3 separate regions of the Homo sapiens genome follow, and regions 2 and 3 are each linked to region 1. Evidence: chromatin loops called from intact Hi-C (ENCODE). Cell type or tissue: adrenal gland. All regions are shown on one strand.

Region 1 (8,000 bases):
TGCTGGGATTACAGGCGTGAGGCACCGCACCCGGGCTTGAATTGTCTTTTCAGTCTGAATATCTCCTGTGTAAGCAAATTTCTGTTTGCATATGACTGTTTTTTAGGAAACAGCTCCAAGACACTGGGAGGCAAAAGTCCCCACATGATTTTTGCTTCCCTGGTTAAAATACTATGGAATCATTTATAAAAATTCTCTTTTTTTAAAAGAAATTAAAATAATGTGGTAGCTCCCTCATTGTTAACTGTGCTCTCCAGTTATGGACCTCTTAGGGCCCAGAAGGCTCGATTGCCTCTTTTTGTTGTTAGTATTTGTTGGGCTAAACATTTTGAATCATTCAGACCATTCTGCAAACATTCGTGTGCACCTGCATGTGCAAGAAGCTGTACAGGAGAGGGGCTCATCGCTGCCCAGACGGCCACAGCCTCCGCCCCTGGGGAGTATAATGCCTAGCAGGGGAGACAGACACGAAACAGATGATTATCTGAGAGATCATTGCAAAGTGCTGTGACTTCTAGGAAGGAAGAATACTGAACGCTGTGAGTAACAGGAAACAGGGCAAGCTTCCTTGAGGAAGTAGCCCTTAAGCCGAAAGATGGAGGATTGGACAGGGAGAGAATAAGGGAGCAGAATATTCCAGAGGTGATGAAGCTGAAGTGTATGTGGCAGTATATTAAATCAGTGACTATTTTTGGAAAGTCAAGGCCCACTAAGTTGCTAGAGTAGAGGCCAGAGATAAGTGTTTCAGGTACGTTCAGGATACATATGATAATCTGAATGGGTAAACTGGATCTGGCCTGCTGTTGTTGAATAAAAAAGCTTGACTTACATAGACTCCACCACATGACTTAAAAGGCCCTGGAATGAAAGGAAGGCCTGGTGTAACATCCTTGGGACCTTTGAGAAAGATAGTTATATTTTAGGGGATATGAATTGGGGATTGGGAGAAATTAGAATTTATTTAACAAGTATTTTTTGAGCACCTACTACACGCCAGCCACTGTTTCAGGTGTTAGAAATTCAGCAGTGAACAAAACAAAGTTCTTTTTCTCATGGAGCCCACACTTGGGTGGAGAACACAAGAACTACCCAAGCACATAAATACCCAGTATGTCAGGGGATGCTAACTGCTTATGTGGAATAATGGTCCTTTGTCACAACTGATTTTTTTTTTTTTTTGAGATGGGGTCTTACTGTGTTGCCCAGGCTGGCCTCAAACTCCTGGGCTGAAGTGATCCTCATGTCTCAGGCTCCTGAGTAGCTGGGACTACAGTTATGCACTGCCATGCCCCAACCTTCTTCACAATTGAAAGTTACTTGCTTTTTGGATTTAAAGTATATAATTTCAGAAAATAATAATACCCCCTAATAGATATGTTGATGTTTCTGGCTTGTATTATGATACTAAGTGATGTGCATTAGACATTACCAGCCAGAGCTCTGTCACTGCTGTGAAATTATTTTGCCTAACCTCAGTCACTATTGTTGGTGTCGCTTCTGATATTCCTATGTTACAAACACTCATTCTTCAGTTGAACACAAATGATTTAATATATGCAAATGAATGTGGAAGTTTTTTTGTTTTTTTTTTTGTTTGTTTTTTTTTTTTTTGGAGACACAGAGTCTTGCTCTGTCACTCAGGCTGGAGTGCGGTGGCGCGATCTTGGCTCACTGCAAGCTCCGCCTCCCAGGTTCACTCCATTCTCCTGCCTCAGCCTCCCAAGTAGCTGGGACTACAGGCATCCACCACCACGCCCGGCTAATTTTTTGTATTTTTAGTGAGACAGGGTTTCACCGTGTTAGCCAAGATGGTCTCGATCTCCTGACCTCGTGATCTGCCCGCCTCGGCCTCCCAAAGTGCTGGGATTACAGGCGTGAACCACCGTGCCCGGCCGCAGATTGTTAATAGGATCTATATTTGATTTTAGTGGACATGTGAGGGCCTGAAGGTTGGTTCTTGTGCTAGAGGGAAAAAGTGGTGGCTGACCAGTTGAAGTGATGGAGAATTAATAAAATTATTTAAAGCATTTGACAGTATCTTAAGTACCAGCCTCTCAAGTTATATACTGTGTGCTTTATTGGACAAACACAACGTGCTATTACAATCAAGGTATAATGGTACTTCAGGGCTAAGGTTACACTGAAAAATTTGTATCATGTAGATAGTTTCTTTGGCTCTTAGAGTTTTTGTGACTTCTCAGACTTTAATTTTGCTATAGTTTTGTTCCAACAACAGAAACATTAAGGCCATCTAAGATAAACTCAGCTGATACATTTTAACAAATTTGGGCATACAGTACTTAAAATATAACATCCAGCATTAACCACATTAATTTGATAAGCGAACAAAGTGACCAATAATTAAAGGGCCCTAAGTAAGTTAAACTTTGCATTTGAATTCTCTAGATGTTTGTTACAGACAGACATGTACATATGTTTCCCCCTACTTCTTTGTAACGGCTTAGGCTCATTAGACCCAAGGGGTTATAAAATATTTTTAGTAGAGAAGAGAACTTATAGGTAGTGCTGGCAAAAAAAGAAATTATGTAGCCAGGTTCCATGCTATTTGTCATTAGTGACTTCTTTCATCTTTATTGAGCTCTGTGAGGTAGGTTATTCTATTCCCTTCTACAGAAGAGGCTTGGAGAGATGCTGCCTTACAGTAGCCAGCTTTGCACCCCAGCCTGCCTGTAGCATCTCTTAAGACAAGATAAGACATGATTGCTGGCTGGGTGTGATGGCTCACGCCTGTAATCCCAGCACTTTGGGAGGCCAAGGCGGGTGGGTCACTTGAGGCCAGAAGTTTAAGACCAGCCTGGCCAACATGGTGAAACCCTATCTCTACTAAAAATACAAAAATTAGCTGGGCATGGTGGAGGGTACCTATAATCTCAGCTACTCGGGAGACTGAGGCAGGAGAATCGCTTGAACCCAAAAGGCGGAGGTGGCGGTGAGCTGAGATCACGCCACTGCACTCCAGCCTGGGTGACAAGAGTGAAACTCCATCTGAAAAAAAGACATGGTTGCATACTTTGGTACCACCAAAGCCAAGAGAAGAACCTTAGTTTATCTCCTCCTTAGTCTGAAGTGGCCTTAGAACCAGCATTTTCTGAAATTTACTCGTTGGCTCACCACATATGTCACCCTTGCCAACATTGAAGACTTCCTCACAACCCCACCACTCCTAGCAATAGTGATGGCCAACATTTACTAAATATTTTCTGTATGCCAACACTATGCATTATCTTATGTAATCCTTATGAAGTAGCTTGCCCAGTGTTAGACAGCCAGCTGACATGGGAAGTAGGATTCAGATCCAGGTCTGTTGACTCCACATCCTGAGATAGTGACCAAAAGGCTATACGGTCCATTTGTAGCTGATGAGTAGTCTGTTTTTGTAGCCCAGGGCCGTAAGGAGCTAATGGGAGAATAATTAGGGGGATGATCGCCCCCTGCTGGCTCTGTGTCATGTGTAAACCAGACGGCAGCTTCCCCAAGTTGGTGGTGGTTTATGTTGGAGGAGAACCAGCGAGTCAGTCCCTCTGTTACCTTTGGCTCTACTGGAAGCTAAGAGAAAAACAGCAGAGGGTGAAGAAAGGAAGGAAGAGTGTAAAAAACAAAGACTATTTTAGTTGGAAATATACTTTCTACATGATTTCAGTGTTGCATATCAAAGGATCTCAAGTGTTAAGTGTGATATCCTCCACCCAGGGTGGGCTATTTAAAAGGGGCCTCCCTGAAATCAGGGTCCAGTTTCTGGAGGCCAAGTTAGGCAGATGAAAACCCGGCCTGGCTGAGCTGTCAGCTGAATCCTGAAAGTACACAGGGAGTGGTTTTCCTGATAAAGCCTGGAGTGATGCCTCCACCTCAATTCTGGGGCACGGCGGGTTCCTCCAGCCCCCCACCAGGGCAGCAGCTGGCAAACCCCTGCCTGCTCAGACTGCCCGGTCACCAGGCTGTGTGTCTCATGCCTGTTGTGGTCTGGATGCCATAGTGAGCAGGAGCCAGGAAGAAAGCACAGAAAGGATTTACTCAGGCGGGAGTTACACAACCAGAGGAGGGAAGAGTTGGGGGTGGAGAAAGAGGCAAAGAGATTGTTCTCTTTAGATTTTGAGGAAGCACTCACTGCCTTGCAGAAGAGAAGTTCCATGATACAGTAGAGGAACAAACCCGATCAGGGAAGGCACACGTTTGCTCAACATATGAAACTCATTTATTTTTATTTTTATTTTTTTAATTGAGGCAGGGTCTCACTGCATTGCCCAGGCTGGAATGTAGTGGCACAATCACAGCTGACTGCAGCCTCGACCTCCCAGGCTCAAGGGATTGTCCCATCTCAGCCTACCAAGTTGCTGGGACTACAGGCATGCACCACCACACCCAGCTGATTTCTGTATTTTTAGTAGAGATGGGGTTTTACTATGTTGCCCAAGCTGGTCTTGAACTCCTGGGCTCAAGCGATCCACCCACCTCGGCCTCCCAAAGTGCTGGGATTACAGGTGTGAGCCACCGTGCCCAGCCAAGCAACTTATTTATATATTATGTCAATAATGATCATCACCAGCACTTATGAGCTCTGTATTAGTATGCTGAGCATTATGTCCAGTCTGTACATAAAGGAACCGTGGCTCAGAAACGTTAAATAAAGTTATCAAGCTCTACCTCCAAAAACGGTGACTGTGCCAAAGTTTACCACCACTCTGTATTCTTAACCATGTCACTGTACTTTTGAAGAAATAAAGACAAAGTTCAAAAGTTAAAAACAGCTGCCTGCAAAGTAGGAGCTCCCCAAGCAAGGCCAGACCTCTGAGGGCCTTCCACATTGGGTAGATGGTTACTCTGGGTTTCCTCTGAGTTCCTATTCCAACCCATGGAAAATTGTCTTCCACAAAATCAGTCTCTGGTGCCAAAAAGGGGACCGCTGCTTTAGAGCCTATCTTTCATCATGCTCTAGTGGCAGCAAAGAGGTGACTGATACTAGAATTCTTAGCAGCTGTTTGAGATTTGGGGCAGATTACCGCAGCTCAGCCTCAGTTTCCAGTCTGTCTTAAGTGGACATAACAGGATCGCTGCCATGCTTACTGTGATGATTACATTTAGTAATATCCCTGAACATACTGAGCACTCCACAAATGCTTCTGAACCTGAATGTCTTACAGTAATGTGAAAGGAAATTGAGCCAGAGCTCTGGACAGGGATCAAGCTTGCGAGAATGTGCTCACTAAGTGCTTTGGACTCTACTGAAATTCTAACAGGAGTCAGAATATTTTTCAATTACTTTTGAGATGGAGTTTTGCTTCGTCGCCCAGGCTGGAGTACAGTGGCACAACCTTGGCTCACTGCAACCTCCACCTCCTGGGTTCAAGCAATTCCCCTGCCTCAGCCTCCCACATAGCTGGGATTACAGGCATGTACCATCATGCCTGGCTAATTTTTGTATTTTTAGTAGAGACAAGGTTTTGTCATGTTGGCCAGGCTGGTCTCAAACTCCTGACCTCAAATGATTTGCCTGCCTCAGCCTCCCAAAGTGCTGGGATTACAGATGTGAACCACCATGCACGGCCTCAATTAGTTTTTAAAATCAATTAAACTTTTCATAAAGGTAGTAAATTAATGTGGTCAAAAAATCTCCAAGCATAAGAGAATGGAAGGGAGATGTCCCTTCCTTCTCATTCCTATCCTACCCTTAAGTAGGTAGCCACTGCTACTATTCTCTTATGAGGCTTTGTAGTGATTTTAGTGCATATACAATCTAATATGAATATGTATTCTCCCACCCCACCCTGCTTTTTAAAGAGAGGATGTGATCTAATTTGTGCTTCAGGAACACGATGGCTGCATCAGGTGAGAGCAGGGGCTGGAGGAAACTATACTGTTGGCCAGCTGGTGGCTGATGAGGACCAAACCAGGGCAGGGGCCATGGCTGAGGAAATGGCAGAGGGGAGAGATGTTATGGAGATAAAATTAAAAAGCCTTGTGGATTAATGAGCTGTGAGAAGAGGAGGATAAATGGTAATGACTGGGTGTTGGAGACCAAGGATGCTGATAAGATTTGAAGAGTCCTGGAACAGAGGAGGAAGCAGGATTGCTAAGAACTGACTTGATGATAATGCTTTTGCCTTTCATTCTCAAAATAAGCTTGTTGAAATACCTATTAGAGACAGGAAAGCTCAGAGAGTTTAAGTAACTTCATCTGGGACCTGGCTAATAGATGGCAGGGTTGACTATTTGAACTTTGTCTGAATTTCACAGTGTATGAGAAAATGACACTTACCCCACTATCTGGGAAAATGGGAAGGGCAGGGATTGTTCTCCATTCACAGATGGACATTTGATTTGGGCTCCAGGACAGGAGAGAGTTCCTGAAGGGTCACCTGGGCTTGGTGATGGCAGCCCCTCAGCCAGAAGGAAGGGAGTTTTGCTGCCTGGTGTTCTGGCCCTTATCTTTATTCCAAGGGGCTGGACCTCCTGGACGTGGATGTGGGAGTTAGCAGTCTTCATAGTCAGAGGGAGCCCAAGGTCTCCCCTCTGGGGGACTGGCAGGCCTGTGGTTGAGCCCGCATGGAAGGTCTGTAAATATATCCTGCAGATAACATGATTCTTTCTCGTAAAGGCAGTTGGTCAAACGTGGGCCCAAGGATGATTTAATTTCACATTTTTATACTTCTTTCAATGGCCTAAATTTACAGATCAACTAAAATTCCGTTGTCAGAACACAGATCCTTTCTTGGTTTGGAAAATGTGACCAGGACAGCTCTAAGGAAATATGACATTAATGAGGCCTGTGGAAGAAAGAAGAGGGGGATGGCTGTGCATGGGGGATTAGGTTGGAGACACAAGATAAAAAGCAAGGTTTCAGCCGGGCGCAGTGGTTCATGCCTGTAAACCCAGCACTTTGGGAGGCCAAGCAAGGCGTGTGGGTCACCTGAGGTCAGGCATTCAAGACCAGCCTGGCCAACATGGTGAATCCCCCGCTTCTACAAAAATACAAAAATTAGCTGGGCATGATGGTGGGTGCCTGTAATCCCAGCTACTCGGGAGGCTGAGGCAGGAGATTTGCTTGAACCTGGGAAGCAGAGGTTGCAGTGAGCTGAGATCGCGCCATTGCTCTCCAGCCTGGGCAACAGAGGAGACTCTGTCTCAAAAAAATAAATAAACAAAAATAAAAAAGAAGCAGCAGCAGTAAGGTTTTAATTCCCGATTGCCAGGAGGGTTCTTGCCTTTATCCTGGGCAGGACAGAGAAGGGCACCGGTGTCTCTGGAGGAGCTTCCTAGTTTTATAGTGGCTGCTGAGGCAGTTGCTCCATCTTGGGGTGGAGAATGGCTGTTTGAACAAATCTGGTTCCTGGTCCTTCAGAAAAGAGGCTCCTTCTCTCCTGTAATTCAGGGCTTGGAAGTGATCTCATGCCAGTAAGCCAGGTCACCAGCATCTGTGCAGCTCTGTGTGGCCTGGGCGGAATTTTCACATTGACTGTTTCATTTGACCTTGTAGACAGGCTAGGGTTCATCACTGCTCAGATGAGGAAGCCAGGGCCCAGAAAGGTTAAGCAACTTGCCTCAAGCCACTCAGCTCAAAAATAGCAGAGCCTAGATATTCTAACCCAGGTGTCATTAATGTTCCCATCTCATGCTTCGGAATAAGTGGTCGGAAAGTACATTTGGCCTTCCAGGTTTGGGGAGGAAGGCTGCAGCTGATCTAACGGTTGGCTCTGCTTAGTCCTTGAATGTCTCTCAGGTTTTTCTCATGTTTTTCCAAGCCTGGTCTTCCAGCAGGACGTAGGAGATGGAGTGTCTCCCGGGGAAGGAGATGATGGCTCAGTGTGGAGCACCCCCATGCCCCTCACAGTCCTGAGCCCTTGCCGAGCCACCTGCGAGCCCCTCCCGGCCCAGGGCACACTCTCTTGTGGCAGCAGACATTGTACTGTGTTTCTAAGATGCTCTGGCCACTTCCCCTGTTTCTTCATTACCCTTTGGGAAGGAGGCCACTGAAAGCGTCTGGA
Region 2 (8,000 bases), 61 kb before region 1:
CAGAGCTGGCAGTTTCCTCCAGCAGTCAAATTCTGAACACCCAGCTATGCCTCTTGCTGGGGAATCTAAACTTTCACCTTTCAGAGAAAACAAGGTCTTTGGAACCAGTGTGTTCTTTCAAACAATGTTGGATACTGCCCGATTGTTTCCATCCGGGAACCAAGTTTTCAAAAAGAAGTCCGGCTGCTTTGTTAAGATAAGAGACTGTTGTGTGAAAATTGCTGAGTGAGAGCTCCCACTGGAGGCTCCTTGTCTTCCAGGCCATTACCAGTTTACTCCTAGCTGGGTGATGGGGGTGAGGGTTGGGGCCAGATTGCTAGAGCCCCATTCCTGCCAGTTCCTCCCAGTCCTGAACTCTGGGGTGAGTAGAAGGTAGAGAGGGTTGATGGGGCCGGGCTCCTGGCCTGGCAGAACCGTGCTGACCTGGAGCCTGTTCGGAAGCTGGCAGTGATTGCAGTCTCTCCCGGACTGTTGCTGCCCTTGTTTGCCCTCCCTTCTGTTTCCTTCTCTCTACTTCGAGCATTCATTACATGAGATGGTGCTGTTTTTTCATATATTTGTTATGAGTAATTTTATCTTTCATCTATTAGATGACATTTTTGATTCTGTTCTTAATTTAAAACACACACTCATTTTTTAAAGTTTCTAAGTACGTTTTTTATTTGTATGTGATCATGGTTCATCAGTATAAGAAAATATTTAGCCAGTTCTGTTTCGTAAAGTCTTCAAGAAAGATAATAGCTTGGGTGGACTGCTTCTTCATGCACTTTATTAATGTGGCTTCCTGTTAAGATCTGAAGCCAGGCAGAGATGTCCACTTTTGCTACTTATATTTAAAATTGTACTGCAGGTTCAGAAATCAAAGGCATCCGGATTGGGAAGAAAGAAAGAAAACTCTCTTTATTTTCAGATGAATTGAGCCTGTACTAGAAAACCTAAAGGAACACATGCCCAATCCCGATTCCCCCAAAGTACGAACCGACTAATGAGTTCAGCAACCTTACAGGATAAAAGATTAGTATACAAAAATCAATTGTATTTTTACATACTAGCACCAAGCAATCTGAAACCCACATTATGAACACAATTCTGAGGAATAAATTTAATAAAATCAGTGCAAGACTAGTTTATTGCTAAATGAGAGTTATCCCATGTTCATGGATTGGAAGACTCAATATTGTTAAATCTTCCTAAAATGATTTGTAGATTCAGTGCAATCCTTATACAATTTTAGTATGCATCTTTTTAAAAAAAATTGTCAAGCTGTTTCTAACAGTATAGAAATGTAGATGACCTAGAATAAACAAAACAATTCGGAAAGGGAAGAAAAAAAGATTAGGGGTCTTATATTTCTTAGTTTCAAAACTTACTACAAAGCTATACTATTCAAATCAGTGTGTTACTGGTGTAAGGATAGACAGTGGTGTAAGCATAGATAATGGTACAGAATTGAGAGTCTAGAAATAAACCATTACATTATTGTCAATTGATTTCTCTACAGAGGTACCAAAGCAATTCAAAAGCAATTCAATTCAATAGTCTTTTCAATGAATAGTGCTAGGACAATTGGATATCCACATGCAAAAAAGGTAAATTTAAATTCTTACCGCACACGGTACATAGAATTTAACTCAAAATGGATCCTAGGCTAAAGTGTAGAAGGTTAAGCTAAATCTTTTAGCACAACATAATAAAAAGTCTTCATGACCTTGAGTTAGGCAAAGAGTTCTTAGATATTAAACTGGAAGCACAGCATGTCAAATTACTTTTCGAGAAGGTTTGCTAGCTCATTCAGTGGGTGAAAATGGGTGAAAAGTGAGCACATTATTTAACTATATTCTCTTGTTCCTAGTTAGGTTGAACATATTTTTACTTACCACTCAAAAATATTACCACTTTCTGGGCTCTTGTAGGTCTCTGTCACATCTTCGAACTCACCAAACCTTTCAGGAGAAAATAGTTCCTTGGAGAAGTACATAAAGTTGTGGGACTTTGTACCTTGGATTACACTTTCCCTGTCAACTCTGGGTCCTCCATAGTGGGGAATCCATAGTGGTTTTTGTCCTGCAAATAAAACAGTGTGACTAAGTAATTTTCCAGAAATGAACAGCAGAGTGGGAAATAGACATAAGTGAGAGTAATATAACAATCACGGTGTGATAAATTAGCATGGGATTTGAAATCAACCTGTTTGGGTTCAAATCATGGTTCACCTCTTACCGGTTTTGCAAACCTTGGGTCAGTTACTTAACTCCATCAAATCCTTCACTTCATCTGCAAAATAGAGATAAGAAAATTCCTTTTCTCTTAGTGTTGCTTTGAGCATCAAATGAAAAAATGTGTGTAAATGTTTAGTGCTTTGTACCTAGCATATAGGAACCCATTATTAAGTAATATTACAGTTTGGATTTCAGACCTGTGAGCTTAGGGCTCAGACTCTAGAGGTTCCTGAACTAGGTTTTCCTAGGCATTGCATGTAGAGTCTTATCTTAAAAAAGTTTTAATTGAAAGATTGGCAGCAAATTCTTCTTGTCACTTCAGACATGATTTCCTTTGGGGCTCTTGTACTCCCATGGTTTGAATTCATAGAGTAACTCAAGGGCAATAGGGAATTCCTCTCAACTCTCTGTCTCCAAGAATACCTCTGGGTGCTGGAGAGATGCCACTTATCAATTCTGTTGTTATTGTTTTTAGGGCTGTAAGCCTTCTGGATAGAACTCAGTGGATTTTCCTGAGTAGTGAAGAATTAAGTGAGATGAGGGAAAAGCATTGAGAGTAATTATCAGCAGTGGACTATGCCTGAGTTTTTGTTAGCCCTGAACTTACATATCCTGACTTTACTAGTCCATGAGTTCTTCATAGTCAGGAACTGTACCTTTTAATTCTCTGCATCTCCTAGGGGCTTTCTCAGTGCTAAGCAAATAGTAAATATTCATGAGATACTGGGATTGTGCCCAGCATTTTCTGAGTTTTCAAATAGATGAAGTTATAGAATCATATTCATATCAAAGGAAGTTCCTGTGTATAATCTCATTTCATTCTGTCAACAACCCTAGGCTTGGGGTGGGTGTGTTGGTGTGGATGAGAACACTTAGTATCCCTATTTTACAAGTAGGAAAAGTAAGACCCAGATAAGTTAATGACTTGCTAAAAATGATACAGCTCTTGAGAGACAGCAGACATTTGAATCCCATCTACTGATTCTAGGTCCTATGGTCATTCCTTTGCTTTATGTTGCCTGTTTTGCAGACTGTCAAACGCATCAGACACTTCCAGTGGTTTTTCAGTGGGTTTTTGTCCTAGTGACAGTCCACACATCCTGCTCTCCTATTATCACATTTGCAGGAGGAAGTGAGACATCTTTTGACACTGGTGATATGGGAGAAGGAGAAAAATCCTAGAATCAAAGATACTTACTCCTTGCTTCCCTCTACTCATACTCTCTGGAAAGAAACGTTTAGGGACTTCTTGTGTTGTGCCTGTTGTGCCAGGACAGCTCAAATGGATGCTTTTGTCACAGCCCCTCCACCTTTAGCAGAAGTTGTTGTATTCCTAGCCAATGCAAAAATAAACAAGTGAGGGAAAATGACATTTCCTGGTAATGGAAAGTAGCAGTTGGTGAGACTTTAGACAAGAAGCGGGTGTTCCAGCCAATGAGCAGTGACCACAGTGGAGCTAGTTGTCGGTTTACTTGGCTGAAGAATATGTTTGCCTGCATCCTGATTGTCAATAAAGACGTTTAAAAACCCCAGCTTGACTCTGGCGGGCTGAGGGTGCTGCCGTGCCACTGCTGCAGGATGGAGCTCTCTTCCTGGTGGAGACTTGATTCACAAGGACGCTAATTATTCATTCTTCCTCCGTGCAGCCCGCTGAAACAATTGCTGTGCTTGTTCGGTGCACAGTGTGGCGTCGGACAGTCAGGCCTTTTTATGTAACTGATGGCGCTGTATGTTCATATTGTTCTTTATGTACTTATTTTATAGCTTATGCAGCAGACATTCGAGTCAATTAGCTTCTTGTCTTGCAAACTGGGCACTGCTGTTCTAGAACCAAGTTAGAAGGGTGTGTTGAGGGCGACCCGGGCAGACCTCTCTCCTTTCTTTTTGTGCTGTGTGGGTTGGTTTCAAGTTACAGCATTTTTATTGGCTCTTGTTTGCTGAACCTTGGTTTCAAAAGCTGATGTTTGAGTTGAATTTCTTAAAGATACAGCTTTTGTTTTCACAAAACTGAAGTCAGGCAATATGCATAGCCCTTGGGAGTGTGGGTTTTTTTTTTTTTTAACTGAGTGATTTTTTTTTTTTTTAAATGGTACCTATTAACCAAAAAATCTAAGCGAATGGTTTCCTAACTCACTTTTCCTTAACTGGCGTCAGCATGGAGTCCTTGTTTCTTATTGATTTGCATTTTTTTTTTTTTCTGTATAGCCTTACTCCTGACTCTTTTGTCCTGAATTTTTTTTTTTTTTACCCCGTATTTCTTGAAACCTGCCTGTTTTGGGGACAAGTTGGAGTTTAAATAAATTAGTTAAATTCTGTTGTGTATATTTCTGCAGATGATAATGTTTATGAAGCATAGATTCACTGTTTTGTGAGGATTTTTAAATATCGGAAAGAAAATTTCCTGCTTCCTCTTTCCATCTCCTTTTCTGTGGTTTTAGCCCCCTCGCCCTTAAGAGCCATCGGTTTGTTATTGCTGATTGAGGTAGTGGTGGTGGAAGCAGAGGCTCTGATCCAGAGAAACTCCCCAAGACGGAAGTGCAGCAGGCAGGATTTTTATCCAGCGGATTTTGACCCAGTAGACCCTAAAGAAGGTGCATGACAGAGACTCATATTTACCATACCATTGAATTCTCAGAGCTTTCCGTGGTGGCTGGCCCAAGGCAATTGTTCAAAACATACGTGAGAGAATGAATGAACAAATGACCTTGCCTACCAAACGTCTCCCTCCCTCTGTGTAAGCATCCCTTAAACTCTCCCAACCCAGGTGGCCTTGACATATCCCATGCTCACCCAGGACCCTGAAGTATGCCTCGGAGCAACTGGTTTCTCCTGACCAGTTAGTGTCAACTGAGACTAATGCAGAAAACATTGCTTACCCTAATGTTTGCCTTTAGAAGTAAAATCCAAACTGAAGGAAAGGACCTTGAATTTGTTTTTTATTCTTGCTGACTTGGAACATTGATAATGCTCATACTGATCCTCTGGCTAAACATTTTTCTTCCTTTATCCATGTATTTATTGAGCTCTCCACTGTTAGCATGAAAGGTGGAGAAGCAGGAATACATGGTGTGTGCTTCTGCTAGCCTTTTACTGTCCAGTTGTAGAGAGTAGGCCCAGTGAACTCAGTCAGGTGTTTATAAGATTGAGCAATTGAGCAGTTGCTGTATCCTGAAGACTGTATCTGGTGCTTTACTCTTGTATAATTCTTGAGACAGGAATACCTGGGTGTTGGCATCAAGGGGCTGTTGAGGCCATCTTTATTTCTCCATAACACCCAGCACAAGACATTTACATGTATGGGTTGGGTAGGGTAGGAGTTCATAGCTGTCCATAGAGCAGGGCAGGGACATTTCTGAGAAGGTCAGAGAGGTTTGATGAGGTGATTTTCCTGAGCTGGGCCTTGGGAGTGGAGAGATAGAGGGAGAACAGGTGCATGGACACAGAGGCCAGAAGGGCATCAGACAAAGGACCCCTGGGGCTGTGGGAAAGCCCCCGAGCCATTGGGAAATAGAGGAGCTTAGCCTTGCTAAGAGGAGAGAATTCAGAGAGCCATGAGGTGATTGAGGTTTCAAAGACCAAATAAACAAAGGAAGACAGCATCTTGGGGAGTGGGCAAGACCATGCCTCACCTGGCAGGTGAGGTCAGAGGATACCTGACCTACGAAGATCCACAAAGGCTGGCAGTGGGGGGCATCCCAGTGGACAGTGTTGTGATGAGCAAGGGGCCCAGAAGTAGGAAGACTTAAGGAGTCCTAGGCCTTAAGGAAGACTCAACCCAAACCTGGCTACCTCTTTAGGCAGCTTGAGTCTTGGCCTCTCCTACCAGCTCCTGAAGGGTAGCTTCATGTTACATCTGGCTGCAGAGACCCTCCTTTTTAGAAGCAGGCAGGGAGTGGTGCCCAGGCTCTCAGGACCTCCTCTTGTCTGGGAGACTGCAGCCTCCCCACACGACACAGCCCAGCCCCTTTGTTCTTGAGTGCCTGCTGCTCACGTGGTCTTAATAAACAAAATCTAGAACGTGCTCATCCTTTAAAAAAATCTGTTAGCCTGGTTAACGTGTATATAATATGTATAAATATATGTATATACACTAATTATATATAAATTATATTTTGTGTCAGTTATATTTGCAATCACACACACACACATGCACGCACACGCACATGCACATGCACATGCACATTCACATTGTAATTCCTATTTAAAGGGAAAAACGAGCCAGTTTTTTAAAGGGAAAAAACAAGCAAAAGGTGTAGGGAGAGGGAGACACCCATCTCTGCCCCCATCCGCTGATTCTCTTCCCTTTTCTATCCTCCCTCTGGCTGGGTTTACGGACAGGCCCTTCTTCCTCCTGCCCTTCATCTGCCGCAGGACCTCAGTGCTGGTGATGGTGAGCCCATGACCCTCCTTCTCTCTTGTTCTCTGCTCTTGTGGAGGCTAGTTCCAGCCGTTCAGTTCCACTGAAGCAACTGCTTTGGCAGACGAAGCTCTCTCTGCCTGAAATTTCTTACTTTCTTCCTTCTTTGGTTCCCATTTCACCACTCCATGGTTCCTCCTCCAGGAAGCCTTCCTTGTCTGGTTTTCTTCCTTCTAACTCTCCCCAGCCCTGTCTAAATCTTACCCTTCTTCAGAGCCCATCTCAAATTTTGTTTCTTCCATGAATTCTTTCCTATAGAGCTTGTCCTTCTCCTGCCCCCTCTGCCAGCTGAGGGCTTTCTTCTTTCCCTGAATTCCCCCAGTGCCCTGAGCTGATCTTAGATCTGCCTTGTTTGCCATTAATTGAGGAGTACATATTCCCCCCAAACTCCTTGAGGGCAGATGCTCTGCCTTATTGTCTTTGTGTCTTAAAAATCTTGCTCTTGTATAGTCAAGAAATTATTGTTTGAAATGGTTTTTAAAAATAGGGTTCTAGAGGTGTTTTTGTTGTTGTTGTTGTGTTTTTTGTTTGTTTGTTTTACCAAAGGAAAATATTCCACCTGGCTGATATAGTGAGACCTTATCTCTACAAACAATTTTAAAAATTAGCCAAGTGTGGTGACGTGTGCCTGTAGTCCCAGCTACTCAGGAGGCTGAGGTGGGAGGATTACTTGAGCCTGGGTGGCAGAGGTTGCAACAAGCCGAGATCATCATGCTGCTGTACTCTAGCCTGGTGACAGAGTGAGACGCTGTCTCAAAAAAAAAAAAAAAATGTAGAGTCTCAGTTTGCCTATAATATTTATATTGCACAATAATACATTTACTTATTTTTTACTTATTGAAATATGCCACTTGTTTTTAAATAGCATGTAAGATGCAGATATTTGCACTTTTAATTGATATGCCAGGCAGGAGATTTACTGCTCTCAACAGGTATTAAGAGGTAGGAAAGCTGCCCCCCGGCAAGTTTCTTAGCACTGTGGAACTGATCCTAGTGCCATGGTGAGTAAGTGGCAGACCTCAGATTCACACCACGTCTCTGACTCCCAATAAACCACACTGTCCCCCCACCCCCAACCCTCATGGTGATTAAAATGATTACTATGTACACACAAAATATATTAGGTTACAGGTTTTTTGTTTACAATTCTAAGCTTCTAAGCTCTGTTCATTTGTATCTTCATAATTTGGGGGCCTATGAAGGATTGTTTATCCCTAAATTGAAAGCAAGCAAACTAACAAAAAATGAGATCAAACATTGTCAGAGACGGTTGTTCAGTTAATCCAAGCATTCAACAAGGGTTATAAATACGGCATAGAAGACTAGGGGGAAAAATCCAAGTTTTTGATAAATTGTCCTCAAAG
Region 3 (8,000 bases), 74 kb before region 1:
GGGATGACGTCCCTTGCAACTCTGGAAGTAGACCGTGATTGATATAAGCCTAAAACAGCTATGTCCACGGCGATTGATTGAGGGATGGTGCCTGACCAGTCACATCCAGTGAGATAGAGGAGATATCTTTCTGGGGCTGCTGGGAAAGTAAAGCTTTCTTTCGCTGAAGCTTTCAGAAGAGAATCACACATCCTGTGGATGGTGTAGGGTGAGGACATGAGTTCTATATGGGAGCAGTTTTCTTTCATAAGAATCCCACACATGTGCAGGACTGGTTACTGGTTGGAACCACTAAGTAACCTATTGGGAGGCAGATTGGTAATGATGCCATCTAAGCTGTTGGAACAAGACTTCTTAGTTAAATAAGCCACTAAGCCCCCTCCATTGCTTAAAAGCCAGTTTGATCATTGTTTCTTAGAACATAGTGACCTGATATGCAGACCTTCCTCTTGTGAATTTGTTGAGGACTTTTCCTACAAGGTCTTCTCCAAGGTCTGTGTGAGGGTTCGGCATTAGCATCTGGGAAGCCAGGGATCCTCATGCTAAGGCAGAACAAAAACAGGAGTCAGGGCTGGAGAGGGGCGTCTGTGGTCTCTGGGGCAAGGCAGCTTGAGGTGGGACCCAGAAGTCCAGGGAATCAGAGAGGAACAGTGGGTTGGAGTAGATCTGTGGGTTGGAATAGGTCTGTGAGAGGTCTTAGGGGAGTGGTCTTGCCCACAGTGGAGTGGCCCCGAATCCACTGAGGATCCCGGGATGGGGGTGCAGGCCTTCGGTTATCATAGACTGTATATGTGTATCTGGGTGGGGGTGGGGGTGGGGGTAGGGTGGTGTGTCTAAGTTCTTTCATGTCTGGGGTGGTGTTGTAGATCGAACTTCTCCCAAACAGGCTCAGCCACACCGGTAGGACGTAGTCTCTTCCTGTTTTGCTTTATGATGTTCCTGTCTCTTAAGCTGAAAAGAGCCCCTGAAAGCCACTATTTAGTTGCCTATACTGACACACACCTGCGATTGGATGGATCGTCTCACACAGAGAGTTATGCACCATTCATAGCTAACCTCAGGGCCGGGGTGGTGCTCAGAAACACTGTCTTTATGATATACATGGGCTTTTGAGCTCGTGGCTTGTGGTTGTGGACTGAGAAAATTGCTTCCTGGGTTTATAGAGATGGTAGGGGAAATGACCCTCTTGCCACCACTTATTCAGTGATGGCTTCCTGGTGTGATGCTTGGGGATGGATGTGACTGAAAGGATTTCAGGAGTTAATTGGAAGAGTACATCATAGCATGCATGATTGATCCCTATGTGGTATTATCATTATTAGAATCCCAAAAAGGTGATGGTTAAAAGAGTACTTAACTATTTGCTGGTCACTGGAGAGATGGAAACACTGAACATGTTTGTCCTTATCCTGCAAGAGCTCAGAGCCTAATATGGACAGCAGATCTGTAATAAATATTGTAGGGGATGGTAGAGGGACAGATTCACATTGACACAAATTTTTAAAAAGTAAATATTTAAAAGTAAACTTTTTCCCTCCAGAATATTACTGGTATTCATCTTCTTCCAGATAGAATATCTAATATAAAACCTATGAAATTTATCAAGAGAAGGCTTAATACAGGAGATGCTGGAAGCGCATAGATTTTCCTCAAATCCCTCTTGGTACATGTGAATCCACTACATCCAGAATCAGGCCATGCATCTTCACCAAATCATTCCCTTTGGGGAAGTCGTGGCTCAGTGCTCTTCTGGTTCAGGAACACTGAGCCAGAGTAAATCACCCCTAATGGTCCTCTCTGCAGCCAGTGAGATTTCTAATACAGCAAGAATTCAATAGAACAATACCTTTCTAAGGTACTAGCTAGACTGTTAAGAGGGGCTAATGTGGTAGCAGCCTCCTGGCACAAAGGCAAGGGTCTGTGGTTAGTGACTGTCGTGTCTGTCTGAGCAGGGAGAATGTCCGTGAGCAGAATAGCTGGTGTCCAGATGCTCCTAGTGAACTTTTATCAGTGAGCAGACGTGGCCTGGGAGGGCAAGCCAGACAGTCCAGCCGGCTTGGAGCTGGAAGGGAGGAGTTCAGTCTTAGGTCAAGATACTGTGCTGAGGGAGGTGGAGCTGTAGAGGCAGTGGGCAAACTGGGGGCTCCCTGGGAGCCCTGGAAGCAGCTTCCACCACTTTGGATATTTGGCAATTGGAGGTGGAAGGATGCCAGGGAAGGTGTTTGGGTTTCTTTTCTCTGTGAAGTTATGGCAGTGCCATCTTCCAATCAGCCATCAAGAGAGCCACCTTTAAGAGTGCCTCAAGTGAGCCAAATTAGGGGATCGCCGGGACAGAAAAGCTGCTGAGGTGGGATGAGCACTGTGGATCATCTTCTGCCCTTCTGGAAGTCTTTGTGGGCTGGACATCCCAAATGTGGGCCTGGGAAAATAACATTTCCCATACTTCATGTGTGTATGTTTCATTTTTTACAGTGGTGCTTTTGATAAGCAGTGTAACATCAAAGCCAAGAACTGTGCTTTCCATTTCTGGAAATATGAGGAGCCCAGAGGCTTCTCTTTGAGATAAGAGCTGTGTGACTGTGTGAGCTACTTAATTTCTCCAAACTTCAGTGTGCACCTTCTTTGCAGGGCTGTATAAGGATTCATTGAGATGCTAACCATGACACACTTGGCTCACAGTGGGTACTTAGTCCTTGTCAGCTTTCCTGCCCGTCTGCAGGGGTGGCAGTGGTGCCAGGGGGTGGCGTGCTGAACTGCAAGTTCATCTGGGATCTCCTGGTTGTGTTTGGATTTAGCTGGGGTGTGTCCTCTCCTCCTACACCTTGAGTCACCAGCCAAGGTGGAGGAGAGAGGATGGGGTGTAGCCTGTGTCCAGCTCTCTCTTGGACATGGTTGGGAGGTGCTGACCACAAGTCCGAGGCCCTGAAAAGAAGTGCTGCAAGGAGGATGTTTCTTTCCCCATTGGCACAGCATCAAGGTTCTCAACAGCTGGACACAAACAAGCTGTTCTGGGAGCCGTGTCTCATTCCCCTTCACCTCCTGCTTGCTGCCTGCTACGCTCACTGGTCACCAGGGCTGACGTATGGGGAGGAATGGAGAGTGGTCTCACTGACAGTGGATGTCATTGTTTGCTCTCTCTGGAAGGAGGATGTCTGACCGAGGCCAGAGACCACGCTCAGGGGACCTGGACGCCCGGGGAGTTCAAGCGAGCCTCTGTCCTCAGTGATGGAGTCCTGGGCCACTGGGGCAGTGTTTGGGTGCTGCTTCCACTCTGGCTCTTGACAACAGAGTTTGTTCCCTTTGAAACAAGTTTGTAGGAACCAGAGTGTGTGAGGGGCCTTTGGCAGCGCTGAAGGAAGGGCAGCTGGAATCTTTGACCCCCTCAGGCCCCCGCTGGCCTGGCTAGAGAGCTCTGCCTGGAAGGGGACCTCTGTTGCTGGGCAAGGGAAGGCACCTTTGGCTTTAGGAAGCCTGAGGGTCTTGTCCCTGTCCTGGTTGCCAGGGCTCTGCCTAGTGCCATGGAAGGGAAGACCAGATTGGAAGTGATTCAGAAGCCGAATAAATGAAGAGCGTGACAGCACTTGAGAGTCTTTGCGCATGTCATCTCATTTAATCCCCTAATAGCAGCAAGGGCGAGAGGCTTAGACATGTTAGGAAGCTTGTCACACCGTAAGCAAGACAGCCAGGAATTCTGATCTCAAGTCCAGCCACCCCTGACCATCGCAGAGCTCTGTGTGTGTGTGTGTGTGTGTGTGTGTGTGTGTGTGTGTGTGTGTGTGTGTGTGTGTGTGTGTCCCCGTCCGTCCCGAGCTGTGTGTGTGTGTCTGTGTGTGTGTGCACGCGTCCCGGAGCGCACGCACCCATCAGTGAATGCTGCCTCCACGTGGGCAAGGCATATGCGTTTTTCTTTCATTATTCTCAGAAACAGGCATCCAGTGCAGAACGGGCCTGTAATGGTTGCTGACTAAGTGCTTAATGGAGATGTTTCTGCTGATAAGCCTCAGTTGAAAAGGGAAAGACGCAGGCAAGCTGGCCAACATCAAAGCCGGGCTTTGTTTATAGATAAGGGTAGGTTTCATTCTGTGGGTTCCAGAGCCCCTGTCCCCAAATCTCAGAGGGGGTGAGTTTTAAACAGAAACTGTGTTTATCTCCCGCAGTGGGCTGGAAGACAGGCCTGCTGGGACTCAGAAGCTTCCCTCCCTCCCATCCTCCCTTCCTTCCTTTTTCCCTTTCTTCTTCCCTCCCTCCCTTCCCAGATAGCTAGCCACTGCCCTCATTTATAACATAACATAAATAATGCTCTCTCTGCCCCAGCTGTTTCCGTTTGGTTTTTGTTCTTCACATATTTTATTCGTACTTGATTGTGGGTTATTTAAAGTAATTTGGAAAATATGAATATTAAGTAGAGGAATCTGGAGAAGAGGTCACAGAACTGTAATGGACCCAAGCTGCAAAAATGCAAAACACAGTGTGTAACCATATGTGTGTGGACCTTCCCTCTTAGTTAAAACTGGCCATGACATGATGGTATGCCCCTCTTAACAGGTGTTTCAACTAGATGTAACCAAGTAATAAGTAGCTTCAATGATTGGGTGATGACGATTGGACTAAATTGTAATCTGGGCAGAAGTATAGAAATTCAACAGTTTTAAGGGCATTTGTGATATATGTGTATGTGTTACTTATGTGTTCTTCAGGACACAGATGGGGCCAAAGGACAAATTTTCTGTGTTTTCAGCACTGGGGTGCATGAGGGAGCAGGTGTCGGCCACACCAACACATATAAGTTGTTGCCTGCGGGTACAGATCAATGAATTCTTTCCTGTTACTTCATGGCTCAGAGGAAAGAAGGAAGAGCCAGCAAGTTAAGATCATGTATATGACGTAGAGCTAATCCTTTTAAATTACATGTTACAGCACTTCAGGTTTTGATATGCCCAGGACTGAGGTCCTTTTAGGTTTTCAGAAGACTGAGAATTCTTAGGAACCTAGACAGGGCCTCTGTTAAGGCTGAGCAAGCTGCGGTCTGCCTTCCTGTCTCTTCTGTTGGGCAGTCACGGGGGTGCTGATGCCAGGTGGCTTGTGAGCCTTCCCACTTTGCACTGTGCCTGCACTCGGGTGGCTTTTTATCAATCCGATACTGTTGCACTCACGTCCCACTTTGAGGCTGGATGAAGTCAAGCTGCCCGCCTTGCTGCCACCCTCTCTCATTCCAGTGTCTCTGACCACACTCTCACTAGGCCCTCTGGAAATCCCCTGTAGGATTTTGGAGGAGCATTCTGAGAACGGTTCTCTTGTATACGCTCTTGTTGTCAGGACACTTGAGCCAAAGTTGTTGGTCATTTGCCCCAGGAGCCCCTTTTCTTCTGCACGCTCTTTTTCCAGGGGATTTCAGGGTAGGTTCAACACTTTAAGTTACCCCGCCCCCTTTTTGGTATTTGTAGTGGCTTACACGCCCCAGGTAACTGAAAACTTTTGTTGGCTTATTAGGGGCATTTCCACATTGGAGCTGTAATCCGTGGAGATCAGGAAGACGTTTTCTTTGGGTGACTTTTTTCTCCTGGTGATGCAGTGGGCCAGTGCAAGGAGGAGGGTGAGTTTAGTTGCTATACACAAGCCAGGTACAAGACTTCCAGAGTGAGAGGGATAATTTACACCCTGTGGCTATTTATTTAGCACATCTTTTGTGTGACTCTCCAGTGCTAGGGACAGGGATCTCAAGATGAGTAAGACCTGGTTCCTGCTCTTAAGATGCTCATGGTTTAGTGGAGGGGACAAAGTGGGACACAGGTGATGATGGCATTACAATGAGAATGTAGAGAACCTACAACTGCTGCACCCCTCCCTGTTCTTCAAGATGCCTTCTCTGGCCATCAGGGCAGCATGTGCAGAGGCCCGCTGGTTTGGAATAGTGTTTCTTTCCATGTGTGATGCAGCGTTCCCTCAAAGCCGAGGCGAGGTTTATGCACACTGCCCAATTGAAATGTGTCTCATGTTCACTCGCTGCTGGATCAGCAGAACCTCGCGCAGGGCACTCCTTGGGCTCACGCTAGCTACTTTGCCTTTGTTTCTTCAGGCCTTGCGCTGCTTGGATTGAATTGGATTCTGCCACGCTGATATTATTATCTCACGCCTTTAAAGCCAGAATTTGTAATAAACTACTAATGTTCTTGGAATAAAGGCACTTCAGAGCATGCGTAGCTTGAAATAATTCTTCTAACACCTAGAAATTAGCCAATTTTACTTTTGAAGGAGATGAGAATAAACATTTAGTGGTCAGCCAGACGGAGAATAAATGGCCAGCATTTGAGATTTTCCTGCTCCTGTTTATGGAGAGAGACTGGCATGTACCTAATTCCCAACTTGTTGATCTGTTGTACCCTATTTTAATTATTTTGCCAGATGTAAACATTTTCCCTTTTTTGTGAACGGAGTGTTTACACCATCTATCACATTTAATGTATTCGGTGCCTGTGAGTGCCGACCTCTTCAAAATTTGTCGACTTCATCATCCGTGTGCTGTCCAGAAATGAGATCTTGATGCCCCCCAAATGAATTATGAAAAGCTTTTCATAGTAATATAATTGATCCACTGTTGGCCACACTTATAAAAAAATCAATGTTAACGTGTTAATATTTCATGAGTACCCACGTTGCCAGCTCCTTGCAATGGGACCAAACTATAAAGAATGAGAATTGTTTCACAGTAGCCCAGCACATGGACAGAGTGCCAAGAAAGGGAGTTCAGGGTTGACTTGAAAGTTTGAAGCGCAACAGGGCCATTGAAACACAGTCCTCTGACTCATGTCAGATTGTTATAATTATTTAATGCCCACAATGCAGCTTTGTCCCCACGGATTTATACTGGAGAGGTTTCTTACCCACACATTGTGGTTATTAGCTGCAAAGAAAGCGGCGTTTGTTTATAATGACATGGGGTATATCTGGATGGCAAAGAAAACACTGCAGATTCTGTCTTCTTAGGAAGGAGGCAGGAATTTGGCAGATAACCTATAGGAAATTGGGAGACATGCTGTCATTACTTTTCATATATGTGGGTGGTTGCAGCCAATAACCATTAGACACCTTTTAGTTTTCACCTTTGTCCCAAACTCTTGAGAGAATGGAATTGCATGCTTACTTTTCATCTATATGACGTTATACAGCTGGTATGCCCAGAGTGTATCTCAACTTAATCTTTTTAAATGTGTCTCCCAAAATCCCTTTCTCAAGGTTCTACATCCTGCCTCCATGAAATTTGGTGTCACCAACATTGTCTTACAGAACCACTGTTACTATTTTTATAAAGAGTTTATAAATATGTTTTGAAAAGTTCTCATGTGGCTAGATCTCATCAAGGGATTTTTTTTCAGACTTGAAAAATAAAGTTAAAGAAGTAAGGCTTTGGGGCCTCCCTGGGGACATGTCTGGTTTGGAGATCAGTGGTGGTGCTAATGGCCCTGAGTCCGGCATCCGGCTCCTTGGGAGAAGAAAGGTCATTAAGTCAGAGAGGACCAGTCAAGTCCAGCTCCTCCAAACTGCTTTTCTGTGTGTCTTCCTTGGATGTCCTCCCTTCTTCCCCTACATGGAACTCTCAGTTGCCTTTGCTGTCAGAGGAGGTTCAATATCAATGGGTTTCTCAAGCTTAGAGGGCAACAGGGAGACATTGAACCACAGTAGTGTGAAATTGTCCGCAGGTACTTACAAGCTGGGGTGTGCAGATGCAATTTATAATTGCACCGGAAATACTTGTAACCTTTATCATGCTTAGTGGTGGAAATAAGAAAATCTATGTGAGTCAGCTTAGTACTAACTTGGGACCAATATGAAGCAACTGAATCCTCTTAGGTTTTGCAAGAGAGCTACAAATAGAAAGCAGACACAAAACATAGGCTAGAGTAACAGTAAATGTATCTGGAGCCTCAAATCAGGACTCATATATTCAATTCCTTATTTTTTGTTTTCTGGTTCAACAGGAAGTCTGGGAGATCTATAGGAAT

What was found. A loop is a pair of places that touch in the nucleus more often than their neighbours do. Peaks named below come from ENCODE experiments on the same cell type or tissue, not always from the same donor. Only the 100,000 strongest peaks of a DNase experiment are listed, where the experiment ranks them.
Region 2: it touches region 1 in a loop (2.4-fold over the local background); 33 of 110 quality-filtered maps call a loop at or near these places.
Region 3: it touches region 1 in a loop (2.1-fold over the local background); 33 of 110 quality-filtered maps call a loop at or near these places.

What each region holds. Positions count from the first base shown.
Region 1 is chr11:12,885,501-12,893,500 of GRCh38, forward strand. The region is part of intron 9 of TEAD1 (TEA domain transcription factor 1); the gene reads left to right. Among named protein-coding and RNA genes, the nearest start is that of TEAD1-AS1, 33 kb to the right of the region's middle. RefSeq lists an enhancer at 3,411-3,919. In adrenal gland, CTCF peaks have their summits at 3,450 (motif pointing left) and 3,652; DNase peaks (open chromatin) are centred at 452, 3,431, 3,911 and 6,441; H3K27ac peaks cover 937 bases.
Region 2 is chr11:12,824,390-12,832,389 of GRCh38, forward strand. The region is part of intron 3 of TEAD1 (TEA domain transcription factor 1); the gene reads left to right. It overlaps LOC107984313 (a long non-coding RNA gene), which reads right to left. Exons shown (of 2, transcript XR_001748136.3): 1 at 3,418-8,000; 2 at 875-2,274. Among named protein-coding and RNA genes, the nearest start is that of TEAD1-AS1, 95 kb to the right of the region's middle. RefSeq lists an enhancer at 3,932-4,570. In adrenal gland, no CTCF peak of the experiment used is centred here; DNase peaks (open chromatin) are centred at 229, 3,872 and 5,908; H3K4me3 peaks cover 1,465 bases; H3K27ac peaks cover 2,455 bases.
Region 3 is chr11:12,811,047-12,819,046 of GRCh38, forward strand. The region is part of intron 3 of TEAD1 (TEA domain transcription factor 1); the gene reads left to right. Among named protein-coding and RNA genes, the nearest start is that of TEAD1-AS1, 110 kb to the right of the region's middle. In adrenal gland, CTCF peaks have their summits at 2,743 and 3,835; DNase peaks (open chromatin) are centred at 2,755, 2,975, 3,195, 5,285 and 2 weaker places; H3K4me3 peaks cover 743 bases; H3K27ac peaks cover 3,225 bases.